2 separate regions of the Homo sapiens genome follow, and region 2 is linked to region 1. A link is an interaction called in ENCODE POLR2A ChIA-PET data of the cell type or tissue named here. Cell type or tissue: A673. All regions are shown on one strand. Links, peaks and the distances in the headings refer to the core of each region. The heading gives the core; the rest is flanking DNA.

Region 1 (11,636 bases), core at 7,637-11,636:
TATTAACATTCTAGTTAATAATCAACATTAACAAATTGTAGAATTGTTTATATAAGTGAGTACAATAATGGGATCATATTTGATATTGACCTCTTTTACTCAAAAATGAGCCCCCCCAGTACATTTAGAGTGATGAGAGAAGACAACCTCAGAAACACATCCTGTATGCTGAGAATATAAATTCTTCATCTATTCCAAATGTAAATTTCTGATATACTAAAGATGCAATTATAAATATATGGAGCCATAAAAGTATTATAAGCAAACAGAGGAAAATAATTACATAACATCAGCATGGGGAGACTGCTTACACAAGACAGGAAACCCAGAAGCCATGAAGAAAACTATTATAGATTTGAATATTGAAACATTTTAAACTTCCACATGATGAAAGACAGCACAAAGTTTAAAAAAATGATAGACCTAGGTAAAATATTTGCAACACTTAAAACATGAAAGATTAATATTCCTAATATCAAACACAGACCTCTGGCAGTTCAGTACCTGCTTCAGACCCTGATACTCACCCCTGGGAGCTTCAAAACACAGTGTCTTTTCTCTCTGCCAACAGATGTTTATGCTTAATGTACAAAAAGTGCCTATAAGTAAGAACAACTCAAACATCCAAATAGATAAATAGGAAAGAAATATAAACAAAGAATTCACAGAGGAAAGGCAAATGGCCCATAAACATAAAAAGATGTTCTCTGTTGTCAAGGAAATGCAATAATTAAAAACTTGATAGTACAGAGTGCTTGCAAGGATATCTGGAGTTCTCTCACACACTGCTAATGCAAGTGTAGACTGGCACAACTTTGGGAGGAAGGTGATTTCATAGAATCTACTAAAATGTTAAATGTGTGTCCTTTTTGACCCAGCAACCCCATGTTCAGTACTCTGTCTTACAGAAATAATAACACAGATTCATAAACCTGTACATCCATTGCAGCAAGATTTGTAATAGAAAAACATTTAAACCAAGAAAAACATCCATCAGTAGGTTGTGTTAATTATCATTTATCCATATTAGGGAATATTATACAGTCACTGAATAGTACAATATTTTATCTGTGTTGACTTGAAATGATATACACATATTGTTGAATAGAAACAAAGCAAGTGTCAGATCAATATGTACAGTAATATGTAGCTTGTGAAAATATGCATGTGTATCTATATCTATACATATTTGTGTCAGTATAAGCCTAGGGAAAATCTGGAGGTATTTGAACCAAAGCATTATTAATACAAGTCTGGGAAGGGTATTGGATTGGTGAGGAAGAAGACTCTTCTCTTTACACGCATTTTTTATAGTTGAAAGTATTCTCTCTGCTTTGTATGTAAATTTACTGAGGCTTATAGAAGTTGTCATTGCCAAGGTCAAATAATGGAGCTACTGAGTAGCAGAACCAGGCTCTGGGTGAGGTTCATTCGGCCCCAAAGCCCATGTTCATTTCACATTGCTAGGCTGCTCCCGAGGTATAGGGTTAGCAAGAATAGCTTACAGGATTCTATCTGAGATCTTAAGGACCCAGGCAGACAAGATTAAGTCTATGACTAGCCCTAGAGGCATTGCTTGGATGTTTCTGGAAGCAGAGGAGAAAGGGTGAGTTGCAGGGATGTCCTGGGGACACACCCTGCTTTCAACTTTTGCCTCTGTTCCTGGAGGTGCTAGGCGGTAGTCACTGAGTGATCTAGATTGCCTTTCTGGGATGCTTTTTTTCTTCCTCTCTGTACCGTTTCCTCAGTGGTAAGTTGTGAGAAAGATGATGTGCCTGTTGTCTTATCCACAGATTTTCTGAGAGGACAAAAGGCGATTACTGTGGACTCCTCTAAAGGCTGCAGCCATAAGGAAAAAAAAATTTCTAATCTGAAGAAATGAAACGAAGCTACAAATGAAACAAAGAAATGAAACAAAGTTATAAATGAAACAAAGTTACAAAGAAGTACTTAGCCTCCTGAGAGGACCATCCCTGCACCCTTGCTGTGCTCAGGAGTCTTGAGCTCTTAGAGGCTAAGGCGTCTCATTAGCTACCCTAGGCAGAAAATGTGAAGAAGGCCTTAGCAGGCAGCTTTGCCCTGGGATGCCGCTCTCCACCTTGTTTTTCATGTGCTGGTGCTGCTTTTGCCTAACTCTCTGACCAACTGCCTGAATCAATATGACAGAGCAGCCCTATCCTGGTTGACATTCCTGGACTTGGCTTTTCCCCTGCTGGTCTCATGGCACTCACCTGATCCTTCCTCCCGGTAGGTTTCACACAGAGCACTTCTAGGTAGCCGTGCCCTGGGCAATGTGACTCACTGACCAGCTGACACACTTCAAATTCCAAAGCTGTCAGGGTTCACTTTGACTCATCATCCTATCGACATGTACATGCAGGCTGATCAATTTCCAGTGACCTGCCTCTGGATAGTAAAGTCCCTGAGGACAGTGACCATGTCCATGTGTCCGCTTTGTTCACCAATTGCACACTCAGGACCATAGAAGACTCCTAGAAGAACCTGGTGACTAAATGAATATAGGAAGAATCTACTTAGGCTCCCTTTTCCCCTGCCATATAAAACAGCTTAAGTCATTGAAGATAATCCACTTGAGCGGGGATTGGCAGACATTTTCTGTAAGCAATCAGCTAGTACATCTGGGCAACATAGTAAGACCTCGCCCCTACAAAATAAATTAAAAATCAGCTGGGCATGGTGGCAAGTACCTATAGTCCAGCTATTTGGGAGGCTGAGGTGGGAGGATTGCTTGAGCCTGGCAGGGTAATAAGCCTGATGGCACCACAGCACTCCAACCTTGGCAACAGAGTGAGACTCTGTCTCAAAACAAATCTGGGATTCCCAGGCAAGTGGCAAAATCGAGGTTATGATATAGGTACTTAAAAAGCAGAAGAGAAAACAAATTCCTATGATATTTGTATTAGTGAAGTTCAAAGTATAATAATGAATACAGTTTTTAGATAAAACATATCTCCTAATAAGAAGATTAAAATTCTTTTTTCATAAATAGCATTTTCCTTAGTTGGGGCTCAAAGTGTTCTATCATTAAAATCAATTGCAAATGTTCATCTGCTAATGCTGATGTGTAAAGAGATTTTATGTATTTCATATTTGATTTTCATATAATTCGCATATGTCATAAAATATTCTTTTAATTTTTTTATTGATTCTTAGCTTGAGGGCAGCACAAAAACAGACAGTGGGCTGGATTTGGCTTCAGGCTGTAGTTTGTCAGCCCCTGCACTTGAGGATACTAGAGAGTAAAGTATTCTCATTCTCTCTCTCGCTCTCTCTCTTTCTGGCCTCAATCTTCCAAGTCCTGCATTTTCTAAAACCTTGGGGTTTCCAAGACACTTTCACTCCTGTTCTTGGTGCCCCTTCCTTCTCAAAGAAGGAAACACAAGTCTGAGCCTGACAACTCCAGAGAATACGTCCCAGGGGCTTCGTTATTTCCCAACTGAGCAGAGTCAGAGCTGCTAAAGGCCTTTCCTTTTCCAAAGCTGGCATTAGGTCTCTGTCAACCACACAAAAACCGCTGGGAAGGGCTTGCCTGTGCTGCTTCTCCACCTCAAACCACAGAAGAAGGGCGGCCTCAGAGAGGCTGGGTAATGGGAAACAGTTGTGCTTGCCCAGCCCCGCTCACGGAGGGAACATAATCAAATGCATAAAATCTCACTGCATCCTGAAAAACATATCATTTTGGGAAGACAACTGACCACAGCACAGAGTTCAGTGTTGGCAAAATAACATAAATAATGCACTACAAGGACCTCACCTTTTGTAAATATAGAGAATACTAAGGAGATCAGATACTTGTGAAAGCATCAATCATTCATGGATTCATTAATCTATTCAACAAATTTTTCAAGGGTCTCTCATGTGTCAGGCACCGTATCAGGCCATGAGCATACTGCACACTGCAGAAAATAAGACAGTCTCTGCTGTCATGAAGTTTGTAATGGTGTTTAAGAGCATTTGCTAAAGCTCAGTGTTCCATGGTACATTATAAATATTTCTTGAATTAAAATGATTGCATGGTGAAATAGTTGGGGAAAACAGGGGTTAATAAAATAACCAGGTTACTTGATTGTGAAACCTTTCTGTGTGGCTTTCCATTGAGAGTCTCAAGAGAGAAGTATATAGAATGCAGCCTTCCCAAGCTTATTTAACTGTGGCATTCTTTTGTGAGTTGTATTTTGTGGCACCAGAGTCACATGGAACATAGTTTGGAGAGCACAGCTCTCAGGACCACTGGGCACACCCATGTAGGTTGTGCACTGAACAACTCTGATGGGACCACTCTCATAGACTACCATATTACATGGTGCCCTGGAGCTGTATGACAGTGGACATGATCTCTGTAACTACAGGGCAGAGCATGGGCAGCACAGCGTTCATTTGACTACCGCTCAGCCTCCTAGCCTCTCACTTTTTCCCACAGAACAGCAAAGGTGCTAGTGGTTTTACCCACCATTGTTTTTGCCCCATCAGTGTGAATGTCAACACAGTGAGAAAGGCAAATAAAATCTCAATGTGGTTATAAAAATAGTTTTGACTTCATGCAGGGATCTGCAGACCACACTTCGAGAACCATTGACTTACAGCTAGCAACCTCAGAATTAGAGTGTGTCTTTTTGATGGTACTGACAAAATCACAGGGAACATTTTGATTGGCCCATTTGGATTATGTTCCTCATCCTGAATCAATTGCTGTGATGAGGAGGATGAGGTTCTCTGATTAATCAGGCTTGGATCATGTGAACACCTCTCTGGGAAGGACAGGACAGATGGGCCCATGCAAATCACAGGGAATGGGTTCCCGCAATAAGCAGTGGTTTTCTTGCAGGAACAAGAGGGAAGGGATATTGCACAGGCAAAAATAACTTATGTAAAACATCAGTTCAATAGGGTAAAAGAAGTTAGTGCCTAGGCTAGTGGCTGGGCCTATTCCTGGGAGAACCTGAGGCCAGCACCAGGCAGGAGAATGGATTAAAGGTGATGAAAAGATTCTTAGGCAGGATCCCTGCCCCTGAGGGCACCATGTCCTGCAGCCAGTCTGGCTTAGCCCAGCAGGCAGGATGAGGCAACCAGACCCAGGTTTGGTCAGGTTGTGTGTGTGTCTGCAGTGGTGGGTACTATGTGTGTTTGCAAGGGCAGGTGCTTCTCTCTGTGGCTCCCATCAACAATGTTGGGGTATGACTGTTTATATGTTCCCTATCTTAGCCAGACTTGATTCAGGAATTGGAATCCAGTGGGTCTTCAGGCATGGCTGATAGATCAAGGCAAAAGGGATTCAGATATTAGAAGCTGGGGATGGAGAATGATTCTCTAGACCATTCATAAGTCAATGGAAATTCATTATGTCACACCAGCCATTGCAGTTTAAAAATGGCACTCACTCAAATGCGATTTGACCTGTCTGAGCTTTTTCACTTTTGCCATTTAACACTCTGAATCTACTTACTTACTCTCAGAATTACTGAAACACTGAACTAATACAACCAATCAGGAGCATTCAACTCTAGTAAACAAAACTCTTCACTCCTGAAATATTCTCATTCTCAGATGTCCTCGATGCCATACTTTTCCCAGATTTCCTCCTAATTCTCTGGCCGCTGCTTCTCAGGCTCTTTGCATATCCCTCAGATGATGGAAGTCTTTAAGGGCTCTGCCATAAAACCTCCTTCCCTTCAGGCAATCTGATCTGTCCCCAGTCTCTAAAGACATTTCTTTCTTAAACCACTGCAAACCACACTGCCTTCTGCATGCACAAATATGTTCTTTGTGTACTAAGTCTCCATCAATACTCTCCTCAAGAGCCTGGGATAATCAGAGCAATCAATACACTATGGGCACCAACGCTATCGTAAACCTAAACATACATGGGTGGGTGTGGGGGGTGGAGGGGTCAAGTCATTTGACCATCCAGATGTCCAGACTATGGTATGGGTATGGGGGAATGTGTGGATATGGTTCTGTGCATATGCCTATTTTTCTTTTTTCTTTTTTTGAGATGGAGCCTCGCTGTCTTGCCCAGGCTGGAGTGCAGTGGTGCAATCTCAGCTCAATGCAACCTCTGCCTCCTGGGTTCAAGTGATTCTCCTGCCTCAGCCTCCCAAGTAGCTGGGTTTACAGGCGCACATCGCCATGACCAGCTAAGTTTTGTATTTTAGTAGAGATGGGGTTTCACCATGTTGGCCAGGCTGGTCTCAAACTCCTGACCTCAAGTTATCTGCCTGCCTTGGCCTCCCAAAGGAATGGGATTACAGTTGTGAGCCACTGTGCCTGGCTGCATGTACCTATTTTTCTACCCATCTTTCAGATTGTCATTAAAATGAAAAAAAAAAAAATCTATGAAGACTAGGAGAGGACTTGACTACAGCCCCTTGAGAATACGTGATTGCTCAACCTTTAACTGCTTAAATGAGTTTGTCTTATGTGCAGGCACATGCAGTAGGTGCTATGAGGGCTACAGGGTGAAAACAGGGTGAGGAGGAGAGGACCTGACCCAGATGCACGACTGTCAGCAGAAGAAGTTTAAGAGCCCCATGCAGTCCAGTCCCAGCATGTTGTGTATTAAAAAATCTAAAAGAACTTTATCCATATATTTTAATACACACAATTTTTTTTACATTTTAACATTCCTGAAACTAGGATGTATTTAACAAATGTGTGTTAGAGTTTAATTGACTGTGTCGTTTTCTTTCTTAATTGTACAAAAAATAAAGATGAGAGAGTTACAATTGATGCCCTCTTAGATGAAAAATATTATTCGGATCTTTCAAAGAACATAAAGTGAGATCAGATATGCAATACATAGCAACATGTCGTTAAATCTCTCCTTTTTTTGGAGATTTAACCCAGAAGCCTCACATTCTCTCTCTACTCTCCACCAAAACACCTCAAAACATCCCTGACTGCTTCCCCAGAAAGAGTGTGAGAGTGTGTTCTCTTTCTTCCTCCCCCGCTTTTTCCTCTTCTCTCTGGAAGTCCATCTCAACCATCCTTGGTGGGCCTCTCCCCAGCCCCGCTCCTCTGGCTCTTCCCCAACCCTGCTGATTGAGCTGCTCTACTTAATAAGAAAAAGAGAGAGGAGTAAATGCTTGGCAGTTAAAATTTTCTTTAGCAAGGATGAGGAAAGAGATAGAGGCTTTGCATAGTCCCACAGGAATACTTGTTGAACCAGGAGCCAAAAGAAACAGGCAGATAGAGCGGCTGCAGCCCAGGGCCAGGATGGATGGGAGTGTTACCTGTGATGGGGCATCCCGGGAAGGCTCAGATTTGAAACTGCCAAACGTGACAGCTCTCAGGGAGCTTCATATGCACGCATACACACTTGCACACATGCACATGTGGACAGACACAGGCACTTGCACACACGTGTTTAAATAATAGGTTGATGTCTTTCTCTGCTACGTCACACCAGGAGGGAAGGAGGCTGGGCCAGGATGATGGTCTCATTTCCAGAGAGGAAAAGGCCTGGGGGTGAGGAGGGGAGGTAGGGGGAAAAGGAAGTGACCCAATCAAGTCACCCTGCAATTCAGTGGAAGAAGCAGGATGGGCAGCATAGGGTTCATATGGCTTTCCTGGGCTGGCTGGGCTGTCTCAGGTGGGAAATCTGGGCTGCAGAGAGCTTGGGGGATTTGTCTCATCCCAAAGCAGAAGGGTTGCATTAGCCTAGCTGGCTCGAGACCAAGGCATCAGAGGGGCCGAAGTCACACACCTATCCCCACACCTGAAGTAAAAACTAGCCACAAAAGGCTGGACAACATGCTGATGAGTGGCCTCCCCCAGATGAAGAAGCCTCATAACTGGGGAAATGTGGAGCTGGAAGGAGGAAGGGGCAGCAGGAAGGCAGCCTACGGGGAGAAGATCATGCTTCCCCAGGACCTTAGGAAAAACAAGGGAAAAGCTGGGAGGATGAGTCTACAGAGAGAGGGAGGAAGGGAGCCCCACTTTGGCCACCCAGCTGCACCCTAGTGTTTGGGTCCTTGGCCCCTATAGTGTCCAGCAGCCAGCTGTGGAGTCTCAGTGTTCTCATGGTTGGAGAAGACCCCTGGGAGAGCTCAGGAGGCTCTTGCTGATGTGGGTGGGCTGCACCCTGACTGGCCAGTTCCCACCTCTCTGAGCTGAACGCTGTTGCTGTGACAGGATCATGCAAGAAGCCAGTCCTGGGTATGCTGAGTGTGCCATGCCCTTTGCTGGGTGCTCAGCAATGGGAATATAAATAAGGGGAGAGGCTGTGCTCAGGAGGAGCTCAGGAAGAAATCGTGTGTCAACACAGGTGCAGCTGAAGTCCAAACTGCTTTGCAAATCCCACCCCAGAGCAGAGCTGCCAAGGCTGCCTGCACCCTAGGGATTGCCAAAGGCCTGCTCTGAGCTCAGAGCCTGTGGAAAAAGTCAGTAAGGTTTTATTAGGAGGTGGATTTGTAGACCTGGGATAGGTGGGGAGGAACCCCTGAGACTAAGAGGCCTAGTTCCCTGGGGGCTTTCAGAGCTGGTCCCATGCCAAGCTTCAAAGCCTCCTTCTCAGCCCCTACTCTCTGGTAATTCCTGGCTGCAGGGTATGTGTGTGTCTGGGAACAGGTCAAGTTTAATTATTAATCATCTGGCTGGCCTAATCAATCTAGACCAAGGTCTCTCTCTTCCAGGGCTGTGAAATTCCCACTCAGTGACCCAAGTCTCCCAGTGCTTTTTAGACATGAAGAGAGGAAGGTGCCAGGAGCCTCCCTGCAGCCCTTGGGTCTTTGGAGGCATTGAATAGGTGTGGGCATCAGGCAGGCAGTCAGGCAGGCGTGGTTTGCAAAGTGCAGGGTGAACCAAGGCCATCTACCCAGTGTTGACAGAACTGTCATAAACCCTGCTTTGTTCTCAGCTCTGCCTGGGAAGGTCCTAGAGAACTGGGTGGGCCTGGCTAGGTGGAGGTGCAGAGTGAGGACAGACAGGTTTGGGGAGGAGATGCCCCTGGGGACACAGAGATGCAGCCTACACAGGAGCCCTGGCTCTGTGGCTATAGAAGAAGCCAGCTGTTAAAAGGCCAAGCTTTGGGCAACATAAGCAGGGCTGTGTTATCCACTTTCAGAGCCAACTGCCAGCCCTGGGGTAGGGGGACCAGGGAAGGGAAGGATGGGTAGGGGGAGGGAAGGTGGTGGGCGGGTAGGGTGCTCCCTGGCACTGCTCCAAGGACCCACCCTGCTCCTAGAGCCAGCCAGCTGTGCCAGTCCTCATGGTACTTGGGCAGAGGTACCATGGGTTGGTACCTGGGCAGTGTGTGACTGGGCAGAGACTTAGGACTCAGGTCTCTGTTGCTCCAGCAAGTCCCAGAAGTGAGCAACAGATAACTTAGTCCTTCAACTAACATTCACTGGTATCTGCTCTGTAGTGGGGATACCAGTGTGCACAGGGGAAGCAGGATACACTTCTTGACCTTGGAGACTCAATGACTACTGCAGAGGCAAATCTATAAACAGATAACAAGGAAACATGATAAGGGCTATAAAAGAGGGGCCTCTTGGGAGGCCAAGGCTGGCAGATCACGAGATCAGGAGATCGAGACCATCCTGGCTAAAATGGTGAAACCCCGTCTCTACTAAAAATACAAAAAATTAGCCAGGCGTGGTGGCGGGCACCTGTGGTCCCAGCTACTCGGGAGGCTGAGGCAGGAGAATGGCGTGAACCCGGGAGGCGGAGCTTGCAGTGAGCCAAGATGGCACCACTGCACTCCAGCCTGGGTGACAGAGTGAGACTCCGCCTCAAAAAAAAAAGAAAAAAAAAAAAGAGGGGCCTTTGTGTGTGTGTCTGGGCTAGGGGTACAAAGTGTTCTGGGACACAGTGGGGGACCAGCAATACCTGCAGGGAGGTCAGAGAAGTCAAGGAAGGCTTCGTAAAGAAGACAACACCTAAGTAGAATGTTAAAAAAAAAAAGTCGTAGTTTCCAGGTAGACAGAAAGGGCCAAAAGGTATTCCTAGCAGTGGGAAAACCATTTACAAAATCAAGGAGCTGGAAGGGGCCTATTTGGGAACCCCCGAGGCACTGAGCATAGCTGAACCACAAATGGAGGCTGTGGGGGTGAGAAGGTGGGTGGAGAGGAGGCAAGATTAAGTAGGGTCGGTGGAGGGCCAAGCTAAGCCATACGAGGAGCCCAGGAGACAAAAACCACAGAGACCAGGCTGGCCGACCCCAAGCAAGCCTGCCTCATGGGTAGGCTCCCCTGCTGGGGGCAGGAGGATGGTAATAAGGACCATAGCTCCCCACAGGCCCATGTGGGAGATTCAGGTAGAGAAGTGACCACCCCCCACCTTGTGATTGACAGCAAGTCTCCACTCTTATTTTCTTCCCAAAAACCTCTGGCACGCACAAGGCACACATCAAATGCACAGATGGGAAAACCGAAGCAACAGAAGGTAAACATTTGCCTACATCTCAGAATGAGTTCATTGTGGATTTGACCCAGGAACTCAAGGTCCTGATTCCCAGCATGGAGATCTGTCCCTGAGCCAGAAAGCTCTGTTCTTCCTAGGCTTGCATACAGTGATGGTGAGAGATCTCACGGGCAAACGGGGCACACCTTTTGCACCCCTCCTCCCTAGGCCGCTCCTTATCAGACAGGTTTGAGGGGAAGTTCCCAAACTGCCAGAGAGAATCAGCACTTCCCAGTCAGGCTTTGTTCCCTCCTGGCTGTGGTCATCCGTTTGGGGTAACCCCAAAGAATAAATGCTGGAGAGGTTTATTTCCCCCAACAATCCAAAGAGCAGGGGCCCCACCCTAGAGCTCTCTATTGTCAGGTGGGTGTGGCAGGGCACTCAGGTAGTAGAGATGATGGTGGCCTCCTCCTTGGCCTGTGAACACTGGTTCCTGGAAGTTCAGCCACTTAACAGAGAAATTTGAAAAACAGAGCTTGAAAATAAACCCAAACAAAAATTCATGAACTCCAGCCAGCATACTCACTCTCAGGTGGCTGGGCAGGTGTGAGCAAGGATCAGGCCTTCGGACACTGGGAGGTGTTGCCCCAACATCAGGAACCAGTTCACACAGACCAGAAGCCATCCCAGTGTCCCCGCTCCCACTATGCTCTTCTCCAATGTTGGGCTGTGAGCTCCCTAAGGATTTTTCCAACACCTCTCAGTACCTCTGTACTGTCCCTCAGGAGAATTATTCCAGAATATAGAGTCAAGTAGAACAATCTCCCCAGATAACCTGGAATGCTCTCTCCAGCCTAAGGACAGAGCATGTTTTTTTTTTTTTTCTTTCTGCCTTGGCTCCCAGGAGGCTTCTAGTCACATCTCTTGCTGTATGAGCCCTTACAGACCATATATTTGCTGCCTCCAACTTTCTTCAATCCTTGTTTATAATTTTTTGTTGTCTTAATCTGGACACATGGCATCATGTATGTGCAACATCTCTACTCCATGTTGGAAACAGGTGGCAGGCAAGTCAACAATCTAGTTTCACTCAGGAAGGAGAGGTCACAAGTGCAATCCGGCTAGCATTTTGGGGCTGTGGGAAATCCCCTTTTGATCACTCCCCTTTGTCCCCAAGTCCCCTGAGAGCAGAAAGCAAGCTGCTTCTCTTTCTTCTCCTCCCTGAAACAGGAGGAACTTGAGCAGCCCCCGGGGCCCTCCTTCCTCTCTTGCCC
Region 2 (16,503 bases), core at 501-4,500, 210 kb after region 1:
ACCAAAGTGCTGCACAGAAGGGTGGCCTTACAAAAGATGGTCTCTACTACAAAAGAGTACAATGTAACCCTGAAAAAGAAGGAGGTAGGTCTGTATGCACTGCTAGGGAAAGAGACCCAAGGTGTATTATTAAGGAGAAGGTGCAAGTTTCTCAACAGTATTGCAGTATGACTAAATGTCTATAAAATCAAAGAGAAGAGAACATTTCTGGAAAAGTTATACAAGTAATTTTTAACAGTAAGTACCTCTGGAAATTAGGATACAAGGCCTTGTATGACCTTTTATATTGTTTGAATACTTGAAATAAACTTTTATTGAAGTACATATACTATTAGAGTTTTTGCTATGAACACATGTCATTGTTAAATTAACCAGTGACAACAAAACTTAAAATTTTGTTTTTTCAACTAGTAATCATTAACAACACTTAGTACATCAATAAGATTTTTGTTTATGTATTTATTTTTTGGGATGGAGTCTCACTCTGTCGTCCAGGCTGGAGTGCAGTGGCGCGATCTTGGCTCACTGCAACCTCCACCTCCTGGGTTTAAGCAATTCTCCTGCCTCAGCCTCCCAATTACAGGCAACTGCCACCACGCCCAGCTAATTTTTGTATTTTTAATAGAGGCGGGGTTTCACCATGTTGGCCAGGCTGGTCTCAAACTTCTGACCTCAAGTGATCTCCCTGCCTCAGACTCCCACAGTGCTGGAATTACAGGCATGAGCCACCGCATCCGGCCAAAATTTTTATTTTTAAAGCAAAAATTCATGTGAAGGAATGAAGGAGAAATACACTGGATAATATATTGTCCAGTCTTAAACACTGTCCTTTTATCCTAGCAACTCCAGTAGAGACAGTTAAATAAGTAAATCATTAAGTTGCTACCAGTCACATTGACACAGTTATAAGCTACTAATCTGACAATTATGAATACATATGAAGCAGTCTATCATAGATCATCTTAGCCATAAGATATTAACTGTTATCTGGGTGTTAATAATAACAGTTGCCATTTCTTGCTTTAGAGACAGAGTCTCACTCTGTTACCCAGGCTGTCATCCAGGGTGGAATGCAGTGGCACGATCATGGCTCACTGCAATCTTGAACTCCTGGGCTTAAGCGATCCTCCTGCCTCAGCCTCCCAAGGAGTAGCTGGGACTCCAGACATGTACCACTACGCCTGCCCAGCTAATTTTTATGTTTTCTAGAGACAGGGTTTTGCCATGTTGCCCAGGCTGGTCTCAAACTCCTGGCCTCAAGTAATCTCACCCCAGTCTCCCAAGGTGCTGGGAATACAGGGGAGCCACCACACCCAGCCAACGGTTCTGTTTCTTGAGTATTAATCTGCCAGGCTGTCTTGAGCACATATTTGTCATTTAGTCCTCACAGTCACCTTAGTAGGTGGTTGGTTTTTTTATACCCATTTTACAGATAAGGAAACAAAGGCTCATGAAGTCCAGCCACCTGGCCAGCTAGTAAGCAGAGGAGCTGCGGATCTAACCCTAGTTTCCATTACTCCTAGCATTGAGCTTTAAACTACTTTGTATGTTGTTTCTTGATATAATGGGGCTTTGAGACTGGACACTCCTCTGGTAAATCTCCAGCGTTTGAACCTCTTTGCTGTCTCCAATATCCCATCCCTTGGTTTCCCATCTCTCCACACTCCCCGGCTTCTCTTTTCTACCCCCCGAGGTAGAAATATTTACCTCAGCTTGACCTATTGGCTGGTGCCTCGACCAGAGTATGATTTTTGTTTGACTTTGAAGTCCATGGAATCTCTGCAGATGTTTGAAAACAATCAGAAAATAAAATCCTGTCCTGGCTTCACAAAGGGTCACCACTCCCTGAAAACCCAGGAGAGACAGTGGCTGAAGGATGCTGTTTAAAAATAATGTGGTTACTCATGGAACTGGATGCACATCTGAATTTGAAGGAGACAGTCAGGGAACTTTAGCTGAGGAAAAGTGAGGACATGACCCAGGAGGCTCTTTTCTGCCCGACCGACTCACTGGGAACTTCCGGCATTGGCTGCAGGGAAAGGCTTAGCCTCCATCCCTCTGGTCAGGAATTTATCAGCCAGGCCTCTTGTCCTCTAATAAGCCCTGCAGGTGTTGTATTGTAGTCAAAGTGCAGTTGGTTGGAAGTCAGGAAACCGTGGTTCTAGAGCTTTAGGTATACATCCAATGTCCTTGAACAGGAAAGCAGTTATCCCAACCACAAATGACATCAGCATCTTTGCCTCTCCTAAAAGCATCACTGCTCCGAGCCCCGGGTGGCTAGAGCTCTGTTCTGCCACCGCTTGTTCGGTACCTGGCGACAAATCAACAACTGCAGATTGCGTCCAGAATCACAGGGGCCCAGAGCAGCAAGGGGGAGGGTTAACCTGGGCATGGCTTCCTGGAAAAGAGGAGTTTTGAGCTATGCTTCCAAAGAGCCAGAGAATGACTTTCTCTCATTTGCTGTTTCCAGGACACATAATACAACAATCTTACTGTGTGTTATAAAGCAAGTTGCAGCTGAATTTTTTTGGAGGGGGGATGGGAAGTGATGGAGGTACGAAATGAATGTGGGAGAAATGTTAGAGGTAGCTAATTGCATGACTGAAGTTCCGTGGGGCTCTGCACCCCCTGTGGAGACCCAGCTTCCACAAGTCGTGCTTAATCCCTGGGGAATGTCACTGTCATTCAGAGGCCAGTGGTGTGACTGTAGGCCCCAGCCAAGGAAAACAGCACTTCTCAGAGGCAGGGGACTCCTTTATCCACCCTGTCCCCCAGTTGCCTTCTCTGTCTCTCTTATCACCCCGCCTGTCAAGCCAGTTGGGCATCAGAGAATAAACATCTCAGGCTGTTTGCCCACCAGCTCCAGGATCAGGTGACCATTATGGAAGGCAACACCGGAGGCCTCTGCATGCCAGAGTGACGCCAGGAACAGTGAGAGCCTGCAATGTGCTGACCTCACTGAGTGGGCACCCATGCAGCTGGCTGGGAGTAGACTAATGCCACTCCTGGTGTGGCCCCTTTGGTCATCCCAGGGCCACCCCATACAGAAGACCCTGCCCCGCTTCCTCTCAGCCCAGACTCTGGAGTCAGAATGACTCCTTTAGAAATCCAGCCCCAAGGTCTGCTAGTCACATGATGTTATGCAACTTACTCTACCTCCCTGAGCCTCAGTGTTCCCATCTGAGAAATGGGAATAATAGTGTCCACATCATGAGGTTACCGTGAGGATTATATGTAAAGCACTTAAGCCAGTGTCATCTGGCATATGACTGGGGCTCAGTAAATTGTCATTGGCTGTTTTTATTGTGATTACTGGACTGCCCATTGGGAACATTCAGTAATCATAACACACAGTCCCTTAAAAGAGCTTGCTCTGGGTCAGGAGGTCAGCCACCTTCGGCACATATAAATCCCAGGGGGAAAAGAACGTTTCCATTAGGAACGTTCAGTAATGATAATACACAGTCCCTTAAAAGAGCTTACTCTGGGTCAGGAGGTCAGTCACCTTCTGCACTTATAAATCCCAGGGGGAAAGATACCTGCCTCGGCCTCCCAAAGTGCTGGGATTACAGGCCTGAGCCACCCAGTCTGGCCAATAGTCCTCTATTTTTGTAACACCATGTTAATACTGGATGAGCAAGAATTATATTGGAAGTCTGTACTCCAAAGGGTGAGAACGTAAACCTCACAAAGATTCAGGGGCTTGCACATTAGTGGACTGGTAAGGACCCTGGTCCTAACCAGTCCACCTACCTCAGCCTCCCAAAATGCTGGGATTACAGGTGTGAGCCACCATGCCTGGCCCATTGTATATCTTTAAACTGTCCCTTTTGCCCATCTTTATATTGTTTTCTTAATGTCTTTTTCCCCTCGATTTTTAGAGCTCTTTATAAATTAGGGAGATTAGACCTTTGATAAAGATGGTGTATTATTTGTCTTTTCTTATTGTTTTACTTGTTTGTCTTTTCTTATTGTTTTTGCCATGCCAATGTTATTTTTATATAGTAAAATTTATCAATTGTTTCTTCTGTTGCACCTGCATTTTGAATCGGAATTAGAAAAAGCTTCTAAACACTGAGATTATTTTTTAAATTCTCATGTTTTTTGTAGCATCTGTATGGTTTAATTTTTTTACACTTAGATGTCTGATTCATTTGGAGTTCATTCTGGTGCACAGTGTGAGGCATGGATCCAATTTTATCTTCTCCAAATGGCCATCCAGTTGTCCCAACACCACTTATTGAAAGGGCTGGCTTTTCCTGCAAGATATAAGATACCATCTTTATCATACGCTAAATTTCCATATGTACTTATGTCTAATTCTGGACTTTCTATTTTTTTCCTAGTAGTCTTCCTGTTTACTTATTAGTTTTGATTAAAGATCCTTTATAATAATATTTGTTATTTGACAAGAACTCTTTCTTCTCACAGCTCTTCTTTTTGGGGGTTTTCATAACTCTTCTTGCATTTTTATTTTTCCGTATGAGCTCTGCAATCAATTTTCTAGAAAAAAAATGTGGTATTAAAAAAAAATAGCCAGATGTGGTGGCACATGCCTGTAATTCCAGCTACTCAGGAGGCAGAGGCACAAGAATCATTTGAACCTGGAAGGCAGAGGTTGCAGTGAGCCAAGATCGCACCACTGCACTCCAGCCCGGGCGACAGAGCGAGACTCAGTCTCTAAATAAATAAATACGTGGTATTTTTATTAGATCTTGTTAAAATTATATATTATCTTGAGGAGAATTAGACCTTTACGATGATGAGTTAGTCCCATCACAGAACAAGGGATGTCTTTTGCTTTGTTCAAGTCTACTTTTATGCCTTTAGGGAGTATCTTAAAGTTTTCCTCAGAGAAGTTTTGGTGGTTTTAGTGGTATCAAATAAAACACTTGACACTGCAGCAGATCAAAGCAAAAGCTTTGTTACAGAAAAAGTAATACTAGGAGGGAGGACAGAGCCAAGCAAATCATCACACTGACACCAGCTGCCAGACTCACAGCCCAGAGGGACAAGAGACGTGGAGCCAGACGGGCAACGAGCCAAGCCGGAAGTTGGCACCCACAGCACCTCCCCTGGAACTAAGCACCATCCTCATAGTACCTGGGCTTGTAAGACCCTCGGAATTCTAAAGTCGTTCTATGGGTGGTTATGTTGAGAGCCAAGTTTGTCTATTACATACCATGTTTTCTTATTCGTGACTATCTAACTCATTTATTCCATGCTTAGTGCCACGATATGGGATCAACAACTCCCTAAGGTATTATGTTGGAGTTCCCACACAATTCACACTTTTCTTCTTAGTTTGTTCCTAAATATTTTATGCTCTTTAGTTTGTATAATAAGTAAGGCTTTCTCTTTTATTATCTTCTCTAACTGGTTATTGTTTATATAAATATAAATGTATATTTGCCTATTTATATTTCTATATTATTTAATCTATACATAAAATAATGCATGCATACGCACAGAATTATTTTGCTTGTTTTAGTTTTATCATTACAACTTTTGAGTTTTCCAGATATTCTATCATGTTATCTACAAATAGAGTTTTACTTTTTTCCCTGTCAATTTGTATTCCTCTAATAGTTTTCTCTTGTCTAGTTGTATTGATTAATATCTCGATTGTGTTAAATAATAGTAGTGGATATATAGGCTTCTTTGCCTTTTTTCTGATCTCATGTGTTTATCTATTAAGATGCTGACTTTCCTAATATGTACATTTATTATATATGTTTACATCCTTATATATACATTTATTGTATTAAAATGAATTCTTACATTGGCATTGTGTGGAAAGTTAAAAAGACAAGGAAAAGGCCCGGCACGGTGGCTCATGCCTGTAATCCCAGCACTTTGGGAGGCCGAGGCGGGCAGATCACGAGGTCAGGAGTTCGAGACCAGCCTGGCCAACATGGTGAAACCCCGTCTTTACTAAAAATACAAAAATTAGCCAGGCATGGTGGGTGCCTGTAATCACAGCTACTAAGGAGGCTGAGGTAGGAGAATCACTTGAACCCAGGAGGCTAAATTTTGTATTTTTAGTAGAGATGGAGTTTTGCCATGTTGGCCAGGCTGGTCTCGAACTCCCGACCTCAGGTGATCCACCTGTCTCGGCCTCCCAAAGTGCTGGGATTACAGGCCTGAGCCACTGTGCCCAGCCAATTGTCCTCTATTTTTATAACACCGTATTAATACCGGATGAGCAAGAATTATATTGGAAGTCTGTACTCCAGAGGGTGAGAACTTAAACCTCATGAAGATTCAGGAGCTTGCACATTAGTGGATTTGTAAGGACCCAGTGGTCTAGGGTCTGTCATCCCCTCCAAAGTAAAAGGTAAATCTTTTGCAGTGGCCTTATCAACCTCTTTCCCCTTTCAAAATTCTACTTTCCCCTCTGAATAGCTGGTACGATGTGAGTGTCTTCTTATAAGTGTCTGATGTAAACTGGGTGAGGATCAGGATCAATCTATATGTGAAATATTAGCAAAACTTTGAAAAATTTTTGATGACATGGATAAAAGAAAACCAAAAGCTCTAATATTTTCTTCTTGTATTCCAGTGGATTGACTTTTGAGCCTCATATTTGGAAGTCAAATGAATAAATTATTACTTTTATTTTATTTTATTTTATTTATTTATTTTGAGGGGGAGTTTCACTCTGTCACCCAGGCTGGAGTGCAGTGATGTGACCTCGGCTCACTGCATCTTATACCATCCATCATCCAAAAGGAAACATAGAGATACTGCCTTGGTCCATCTATCAAGTGATAGGAAATGCTGTCAGCTTTCTTGGAATGAGGCACTGCCTGGGAAAGGATTCTGCAGAAAGTCCAGGCTGGGCATGAGTAACTCTGCTACCTGGACCATGTGACACAGAGGATCCTATAGCATGAGAGGCATTTATGGAAGGAAAGACATATTGAATCTATTACAAGCCCCAGTAGGGGGATCACAATGTAGACACCTAGAGCTCTGGAGCAAGTCATGACATGTGCAGCAGAAATTTACAGCATTTGGAAAATAGTTCCTAGTGGGTGACTTGGCCCTGGTAGAGACAGAGCCTCTGATCTTGCCAACCATGGAACATCAAGTGACTATGTGGCAAGAGCTGCTGCATTACATTTCTACTGTTGTGTAACAGATTATTGTAAATGTAAGGGCTTAAAAGAGCACACATTTATTTGTTCACAGTTATGCAGGTCAGAAATCCAGAATGGCTCAACTGGGTTCTCGGCTCAGGATGTTACAAGGCCAAAATCAAGATATTGGCCAGGCTGGGCTCTTATCTGGAGGCTCTAGGTGAGAATCTGATTCCAACTTCATTCAAGTTGTTGGCCAAGTTCAGTTTCTTGTGGTTGTAGGACTGGAGTCCTCATTTTCTAGTTGACTATCAACAGAAGGCCTCTCTCAGCTCTTAAGGCCACTACACTCCCTCTCAAGTGGCTCCACCATCTTCAAGCAAGCAACAATGCATCAAATTCCGCTTATACTTGAAAGAGACTTGAACCCACCACTAGAACCTTTAGAGTAAATCCAGCACACTCACTGTTCCTCACAATCTAAATGATATAACTCCTATGCTTAGAGAATTGGCTCCTTCTCTGTTTATTAGCAGGCTGTGCTTGAGCAAGTCAAGCTATCTAATCTCTCTGTTTTAGTTCCTGATCTAAAAAAATAAAGGTATAACACCTTATAGGGCTGTTGTGAACATCAGTGAAATAACACTTATAAAGTACCTGACACATGGAGATGCTCAGTTAATGAAAGCAGTCAAAACCAGCACCTCTACCACCACCACCACCACCATCATCATCATCATCATCATCATCAGAACAATGAAGACATGAACAATGCTGTTTTAGGCCTCTTTGGCCTAGAGAATGACAAGCCTTTGGTAAAATAACAATGGAAATGAAAATAGTTTGGGGCTCCAAATCCTAATGTATCTGAATTCCTGGGATCCCTGGAGACCCAAGTTCCATTAAAGCATCATGGGTGGTATGTGTTTGGTGGCCCTCTTAGTTTGTTTTTTGTTGCTTATAACAGAATACTGAAACTGGGGAATCTATAAAGAAAGAGAATTTATTTCTTACAATTATGGAGGCTGAGAAGTCCAAGGTCAAGGGGCTGCATCTGGCAAGGGCCTTCTTGCTGGTGAGGACTCTCTGCAGAGTCCCTAGGCAGTGCAGGACATCGCTTGGGAAGGGGGCTGAGTGTGCTAGCTCAGGTCTCTCTGCTTCTTCTTATAAAGCTACCAGTTCCACTCTCATGATAACCCATTAATTCATTAACCTGTTCATAAGGCCCAATCACCTCTTAAAGCCCTACCTCTCTAAATACTGCCACGTTTAGGATTAAACTTCAACATGAGTTTTGGAGGGGACAAACATTCAAACCATAGCACCCTCATTGGTTTTGCATATGGTAAATTAGTGGCCATTCAAATCATTCTACTTTTCTCGTCTTAATTGATAGCTGTTCTTCTGACATTGTTGGGATGAGGTAGGCTCCCTGCTTTGCACTCCCACAGCAACAAGAACTGCCCTCATCACCACCCTGTCTTCTAATTGCCTCTTGCTGGCTACATATTCCATGAGACTGTGAGTGCTCTCTGAAGGTGAGTGTTTTTGTCCTACTCACCATTGTATTCCCTGGATATAACACAGCATATGATAGCATAGCAAGTGCTAATTAAATACTTGTTCAATACATGAATGAATGAATGTCTCCCAGCTCTTTTAATCATTATACCTAACAAGGCAGAAGGAATTAAGTGAATTAGGGGCATTATTAGTACATAGCAATTAAAAATGATAATTGTAACCATTATGTAGGAACTTAAGAAGACAATTATGTAAGAATGCCAAATGATAGAAAAGTTACTTAAACTCCTTTTGGCCACATCCAGAAAATGAGGCTAGCAGCATCTGTAATATTGGTTTGTTGTTATAATTAAATGAGAGAAAATAGGTAAAATATTTAGCATGGTGCCCAATATGAACATGTGTTTCATAAATGGCAGTCATTTTGTTGTTGTTTACAATAATAGTAGGTGAAAGAAAAAAACAGAATGAAAATAGTTATTTTAGAGCTTATAAAATGATAGCTCTATAATTCTACAACTTCAAAGTTTCTATAATTTCAAATTCTATTTCTATAAAAATAACTATCACAAATATTTCTATTTTGTCATTAAAGTCAAAGTGACCTGGGTTTATTACCAATTCTCTGAGCCCCGTTAATAAAGTAAAAATAAGTATTATATCGTACTTGCTTTATAGGTCTTCAGTCAATCAAATAAATTTCTAAATGTGAAAGTGACTTGAAAGTAGTCACCTACTTTTTTCCAGTTCTGTCCTGCCTTAGTTTTCCCCTCTGGTATCCTTGTGATGGGTGTACTGGCCACAAGGGAAATTCTGTACAAAAAGGGAGTCAGTAATTGGAGTGAAAATCAGTATGGGGTTGCCCATGACTTCAGAGAGTCAGAGTGGCCAGCCCTAGAGAGGATCTAGGGAGCAAGCCCAGGGAGTGGGTTCCCACAAAGAGAACCTGGAGATGACTGGGAAGTGGAGACAAATCTACCGCGCTGGATTCTTGGTTTGGAAGGAAGACAGGAAGACCCAGGAATGTAAAATATATATACCCAAGGAGAGCATCCTCATACCACCAGGGCTCAACTGAGGCATTTTTTTGTTCAAAACTAGCTCTAGCTTCCCACTTCCCATACCTAAGCCACCCACAGGCCCCAGCCTATTATTAGTATTGGCAGTTTGGTTCCGAATGACATGAGCCTTTCTTTGACTCTATCCCCAGGCTAAGAAAAACACAGGTCTTGGCTGGTTAAATTCTGCATCTACAGAGTCATAGCAACTGATCAGCACCACGAAGGTTATTCCTGCTGCTGGATGTGTTGCTTTCTGGCTCCAGAAATAGCACGCATTCCTTGCCTCTGTGTGTTCTACCCACTCCCTCTGAGAATACACAGACAGAAGTTGGATCAGGGACCACTCATGCTAAATGTAAACAGTTGGGTGTATTTGGAGTCCTTTTGTTTTAAAAGTCCAGCAGCTTCTTTTGCACCTGTTGGCACAGTGTCAACTTTCTCTGTTTCATTCATGCTGCATGGGAGAGTCAATCATAGCTTCAATTACAAAGTCAACAACATTTGGGAAACCCTGCCAGGAAATTTCACTTAATCCTCATAAAAACTCTACATAATACAAGATAGGCATTATGCACATTTTAGGAACAAGAGAACTGAATTTCAAAGAAGTTCAAAAACTTGAACAGGAGCACACGGCAGAGCCAGGATTCAAAACTAGAGCTTTGGCCTACTGAAAGCCTGAACCTTTCTACAACACCAGATTATAAACATAGAATGTTGGGACTTTAAAGATTGCTTTGTAAGTTTATACTTTGAAGAACTACTGCTGCTCCAAGCATGTAAGAATAATAGATGAAATATGGGGAAAAAAGGTAATCTTTGCTCAAAAGCACAATGAACATCTCCATGGACTACTGAAAATGAACCTGAAAAACAAGATTTTTAAGCAAATGAAAAAATCTAACCCTAAGAAAAAAGCCAACAAAATCAAACAACAGGAAGAAAAATTTAATACAGATAAAATTAAAATAATAAGATTATCTGACAGATACTTTAAAATATGTTTAAGTTGCTCAAACTAAGAAATAATATGTATATAAGAACAAAATAAAGGTGAAATAGGCAGAAAAAAAGGGAACAGGTGAGTAATGAAAAAGAACCAAGTAGGAATCTTGGCAAAAAAATAAATAAACAAAAAAGAGTATTCCACTTTTGGCCTCGATGGATTAACAGAGACCGGATTTACCCTCTTGCCAGAAACAACAAGAAAAACAGAAAAACATGACACAATGGTTTTCAAGACACTTGACATTAGGAAACAAAGAACATGATCCCTGAACAATGGGAGACAAACAAGGTGAGCCCTGTTACTGCTACAGTTTACTGCCTTGAGAAGAGTTCCAGGGCACAATCTGGGGGTAGGGGGTGGCGGGGGCGGGTAGGGGGGTGGTAGGGTGTAGGCAACTAAAGCCCAGTAGCGTTTCTGATTTGAGGCGACAGAGCTGAGAATCTAGCAAGACCAAGACGCAAGTGTTCGCAGGACAGAGTACCAGAGGGGAGAGAACTGCACAGAGACTGAAACCCAGAGATCTCCAGAGGGTCCCTCTCAAATATCCAGCAGAGTACTAATCAGTGCACGTGTGTGAGGTCAGGAGAAAAATCATCTGAAAGGATCTGAGAGAACAGTGTTCAGCACTCACACAGGACCGGCAATAATACCTGTTCCCACCAGAGAGAATGGAAAAACTCCAAATTCAATGGGTAGTGTATTCAAGAAGATCTTGCCTTAGGAAGATCTTCTGAGGAGTAATTAGCCTAAGACTGAGTACTTCTCTGAGTCTGCCTTAAAAATCATAAAAGCAAGATCTAAAAGCATCAAACTGTTTCCAAGTAATAGTTGGAACAAAGTTCAATAAAGTTCAAGATTTACAGGGATACAAAATATCCAGTACCTAATAGGGTAAAATTCACAATGTCTGGCTTCCAGTCAAAGATTACTAGGCATGCAAAGAGGCAGGAAAACACAATCCATCATGGGGATAATAATCAATTAAAACCAACCCAGAAATGGCACAGATGTTAGAATTAGTAGAGGGCATTAAAACCATGATTAAAACTGCATTCCATATGTTTAAAAAGTTAAGTAGAAACATGAAAGATATATAAAAAGATCCAAATAGAACTTGTAGTGATAAAAATTACAATGATTGAGGAAAATAATAGACATGAATGTAGTTTCATCAACTCTAACAAATGTACCACTCTAGTGAAGAATGTTCACCAGATAATGGGGGAGGCTATTCATGTGTTGGGACAGGGAGTATGTGGGAAATCTCTGTACTTTCCTCTCAATTTTGCTTTGAATCTAAAACGTCTCTAAAAACAACATCTTTAAAAAACATATTCTATATATAACATATTTTATACAGAGAAACAAAGAAAAAGATGACAGCAGGTTTCTTGATTTCTCTTCAGAAACAATGCAAGTGAGAAGACTTGGAGTAACATCTTTAAAGTATTGAAAAAAAGTTGTTGACCTATAATCCCACGTCTAGCAAAAATAACTTCCAAACGAAGATAAAATAAAGTCATTTTCAGACACAAAAGTTGAAATAATTTATCACCACCAGACCCATACTATAGGAGATGTTAAAGCAAGATCTTCTAAGGTCACTCAACCAATTAGGAGCACAGCCAGGATTTGAAAACAATAAAATTAACCACAGCAAACATTCAACAAACATTGGCTTATGGAATAACGAAGGACACTCACTTAACCTTCACAACACCCATATAAGGTATGCATGACTTGGCCTTACATTATAGATGAAGAAACTGAGGCCTGGGAAGGTGAAGAAACTTAGCTTAGGGCACACACATGCCAAGGTTCAAGTTCAGGCTTGTCTGAATTTGGAGGGTGTGATCTTTTCCTCGTATGCAAATCTCTTGGGGGCACCAGCAATAAGTGGACCAGAGGGTCCAGCCTCTCTCTGGGAGGGTCCTGGCATCTGGAGATCTCTGTCTGGGCAGCTAAGAGCCCAGATCCTTAGATGGTCAACCTGAATCCTCAGGCTGAGGGAGTCAGTGAAGGAGTAAGTGAAAAGTTGAGACCACTATCCAACAGGTCTGGGGCATGCAGGTGAGCCCAGGCCCCACAAGCTGGAACCATGAAGGAGCTCGTGAAAGTTACTCCCATCCCACAAGAGCAGCTCATCCCACTGGTCTCAGCTCTACCTCTCTAACACCCCCGAAAAAGGGAAGCCAACTCCAACAACACCTTGGTGTCCCTGGAGGTAGTGCTTCCTGCATTCCACATCCCACTGACAGATTGTTGGCTTCCTTTGATGACCCTAATAAAATGTACCAGTAATTATTTATTTTGTCTTAGGAGTGCAAAAGGCTTATTGGGGGAAAAAAAAGGAAACAAACAAAATAATAATTTGCTTTGCCTTAATTAAGAACTCCTGCTTGGAGGCAGTAAAGGAATGACCCTCCATGGCCTGATGATCAAACTCAGGGTAAAAGCTCTTGGCTCTCCACCCACTCCTAGTCTCCATGCCTCTGAACTCTCCATGACACCTTCTCTCTATTAGGTGCTGGACAAGACCTCCCTCACTGCCTTCTGAGGTTTGTTTTTACAACAGTAAGAGCTTCCATTTACTGAAAGCCCACCCTGGGCCAGGCCCCATACCAAGCAAATGACCTGCTCTCTCGCTGATTCCTCATGGCCACCCAGAAGAGTGCCATTATTGTGTCTACTCAGAGATTGGGTGGCTTTCCCAAAGTCACACAGCAAGTAAGTGGCAAAGACTCAAATTGCATGTACTTGCTTCTGAGCCACACTGCCTTAGTCAGCTGAGAGTGAGCCAGGAGACCCCCAAAAGTCAGACAAGGACCCTGCCTTGAGTCAGATATTCCTGGGATGAGACAGGAATTGAAAGTCAGAGTCAACTGCCTTCCCTCTGGGCCCTCTGGCACAGTGATTACCCTCATAAGTCTGGAGTCCAAAAGGCACGGGGTCAAATCCAGGCTGCTTCCAGGTTGCATGGCCTTGGGCAAGGTACTTAAGTTCTCCAACTCTCAGTTTTCCCATTTGTGAAATGAAATAACACCTATCGTACAGTTTAGACTCATAGGGCTGGAACTGAGTCAACTCAGGCAGCAGTGGTGTCAAGGGCGCCCTGTGAACAGGCCACAGCATAGCAGGCCTGAGCAGGAACTCTGGAGACTGACTTCTTGGGTTCAAATTCCATCTCTATCACTTATCAACTGTCTGACTTCAGGCTGGTAATGTGGCCTTTCCAAGCCTCGGTTTCTTCATTTACTAAAAAAAAAGAAAATGGGAAACTGCTTCTTCTCCTTCCCTCTCCTTTCCTTGCTGAACAATTCATGGGGGTGGGGACTGGGGAGGATAACACTGCAGTGACCCAGAGTGAGGGTGTTGGAGTCTGTGGAGGGTGAGGAGGCATCCATTTGGGAGGTGGCAAGTCATGGGAATCAGAATGGGAAGAGGACAAAGCAGTTGTCCCATGGAGGGGCAGCCCAGCACGAAAGGTAAGAGACCAAGTGGGGTGAGAAGGGAATCTGCTGGTGTGGGGAAGTGGTGGCCCAATATGGAGAGTCATAGAACGGGTGGGGCAAGGAGAACATTCATTGGGAGGGGCAGAGGCCCAGCCTAGCATGGGTGTCAGAGTCCAAGTGGAGTGAAGAGGGCGTCCACATGTGGGGAGGCTGAGTTCCCGAGCTGATGAGAGCATCTATGCGTAGGTGACAGGTGGCCTGGAATGGGGGATTTGGGGCCCAAGCGGAGAGGAGAGTGTTTGATGAGGGAAGGATTAGTGGAGGACATGGACATTGGTCACATACAGAGGGATTAATCAAAGAAGGCAACACATTCAGGATAATGAAACCAGAATTCTTGCCACTGGAGAAATGGGCTGCAAAGATGTAAAGGGAGAAAATGAGAATAAATTCTATGGTGTGAAACTGGAACTGGAAGTTTCAGTGTGAATTTATTTCTGTATGTATTTTATCTATATTTATTTCTTATATAGAGAATATAAATAAATCTAGAAGTAAATATGTATCATTTATGTGTACTTTTTTGAAGATTTTTGAAATAAGCACAAACTTACAGAAACTTTGGAAGTACAAGTAACTTCTTTTCTTCCATTTGAGAGTAAGAAGCTGACCTGATGCCTCATTATTCCTGAACACTTTACTGACTTTTTTTTTTATTTTGGAGGTTGGTGGGGTATGAGGACAGTGGGGGAGTATTAAGACAAAGCCTTTCTGTCACCCAGGCTGGAATACAGGGGCACAATCACAGCTCACTGCAGCCCCAAGCCCTGGGCTCAAGAGATCCTCCCACCTCAGTCTCCTGAGAAGCTGGCACCACAGATGTGCCCAACCATGCCCAGCTAATTTTTTTTTTTAGAGAGGCAAGGGTCTCCCTGTGTTGCCCAGGTTGGTCTCTAGTGTGTGATTTATCCTGCATAACCTCAATACAACCTTCAAAAGCAGGGATTTCACATAGTTGCATTACTCTCTTTTAATCCTCAGACAAAATTTTGCCAGTTGTCCCAATCATTTTCTTTATAGCAAAAGAATCCAGCTCCAAATCACATGGTGCATTTAGTTGTCACGTTTCTTCAGCTTCCTTAAATGCTGAAAGATGGAATAGTTCCTTGATCTTCCCTTGACTTTCATGATCTTGACAATTTTCAAGATAACAGGTCAGCCGGGCGTGGTGGCTCATGCCTGTAATCCCAACACTTTGGGAGGCTGAGGTGGGTGGATCACCTGAGGTCAGGAGTTCAAGACCAGCCTGGCCAACATGGTGAAACCCCATCTCTACTACAAATACAAAAAAAAAAAAAAAATTAGCCAGATCTGGTGGCGTGCACCCCAGCCACCCGGGTGTAATCTCAGCTATCTGGGAGGCTGAGGCAGGAGAATCACTTGAGCCAGGGAGGCAGAGGTTGCAGTGAGCTGAGATCATGCCACTGCACTCCAGCCTGGGCCACAGAGTGGGACTCCATCTCAAAAAAAAAAAAAAAGATAATAGTTCAGTTATTTTGTAGAATGTCCCTTAAGTTTCCTCCATACTTGGATTCAGGTTATGCATCCTTGGCAGGAGTATCACAGAAGTGATTTTTCTCATTGCATCTTATCAAGTGGTTCATGGTTTCAATTTGTCCTGTTAATAATGATGTTCATTTTGGTCTGTTGACTAAGATGGTGTCTGCTAGTCTTCTCCACTCCTTTGTAATTAGTAACTCCTTTGTAATCAGTAAGAATTCTGTGAAAAGCCATTAGGATGCTGCTGCATTTGTGCAAACTAGAGTCAGTGGTGGCTTTCACTGAGATAATGGCACAGCAGTGGAGAGGCAGGGGCATGTTTCATAAAATTCAGGAAATACAACCCACAGGCCTTGGTAGCTATTTGGATATGAGGAATGAGAGAAAGGGAGAAGCTAACAGTGGTGCTAACAGAGTTCCCATCTGGGCAGCTGGGTGTACAAGTGCACTTGGTAGGTGTGTAAATTAGCTCTACCATTGTGGAAAGTGGTGTGGTGATTCCTCAAAAAGCTGAAAACAGAACTACTATTCGATCCAGCAATCCCATTATTGGGTATACCCAAAGAAATATAAATCATTCCACCGTAAAGACACATTCACATGTATCTTCATTGCAGCACTATTCACAATAGCAAAGACATGGAATAGACCTAAATGCCCATCAGTGATAGACTGGATAAAGAAAATGTGGTATATATACACCATGGAATACTATGCTGCCATAAAAAAGAATGAGTTCATGTCCTTCACAGGAACACGGATAGAGCTGGAGGCCATCATCCTCTGCAAACTAATGCACGACAGAAAACCAAATA

Evidence for each region. ChIA-PET counts read pairs that join two places held together with the same protein. Peaks named below come from ENCODE experiments on the same cell type or tissue, not always from the same donor. Only the 100,000 strongest peaks of a DNase experiment are listed, where the experiment ranks them.
Region 2: POLR2A ChIA-PET joins it to region 1 with 5 read pairs; 2 of 35 experiments call an interaction of 5 or more read pairs at or near these places.

The regions. Positions count from the first base shown.
Region 1 is chr10:110,843,099-110,854,734 of GRCh38, reverse strand. LOC124902499 (a long non-coding RNA gene) reads left to right here. Exons shown (of 2, transcript XR_007062287.1): 2 at 1,794-4,095. Among named protein-coding and RNA genes, the nearest start is that of PDCD4-AS1, 22 kb to the left of the region's middle. RefSeq lists enhancers at 8,349-8,848, 10,838-10,997, 11,358-11,407, 11,558-11,617, 11,628-11,636 and 1 more. In A673, for the core only: no CTCF peak of the experiment used is centred there; no DNase peak of the experiment used is centred there.
Region 2 is chr10:110,623,442-110,639,944 of GRCh38, reverse strand. No RefSeq gene overlaps it. Among named protein-coding and RNA genes, the nearest start is that of RBM20, 13 kb to the left of the region's middle. RefSeq lists an enhancer at 2,281-2,832. In A673, for the core only: no CTCF peak of the experiment used is centred there; a DNase peak (open chromatin) is centred at 2,674.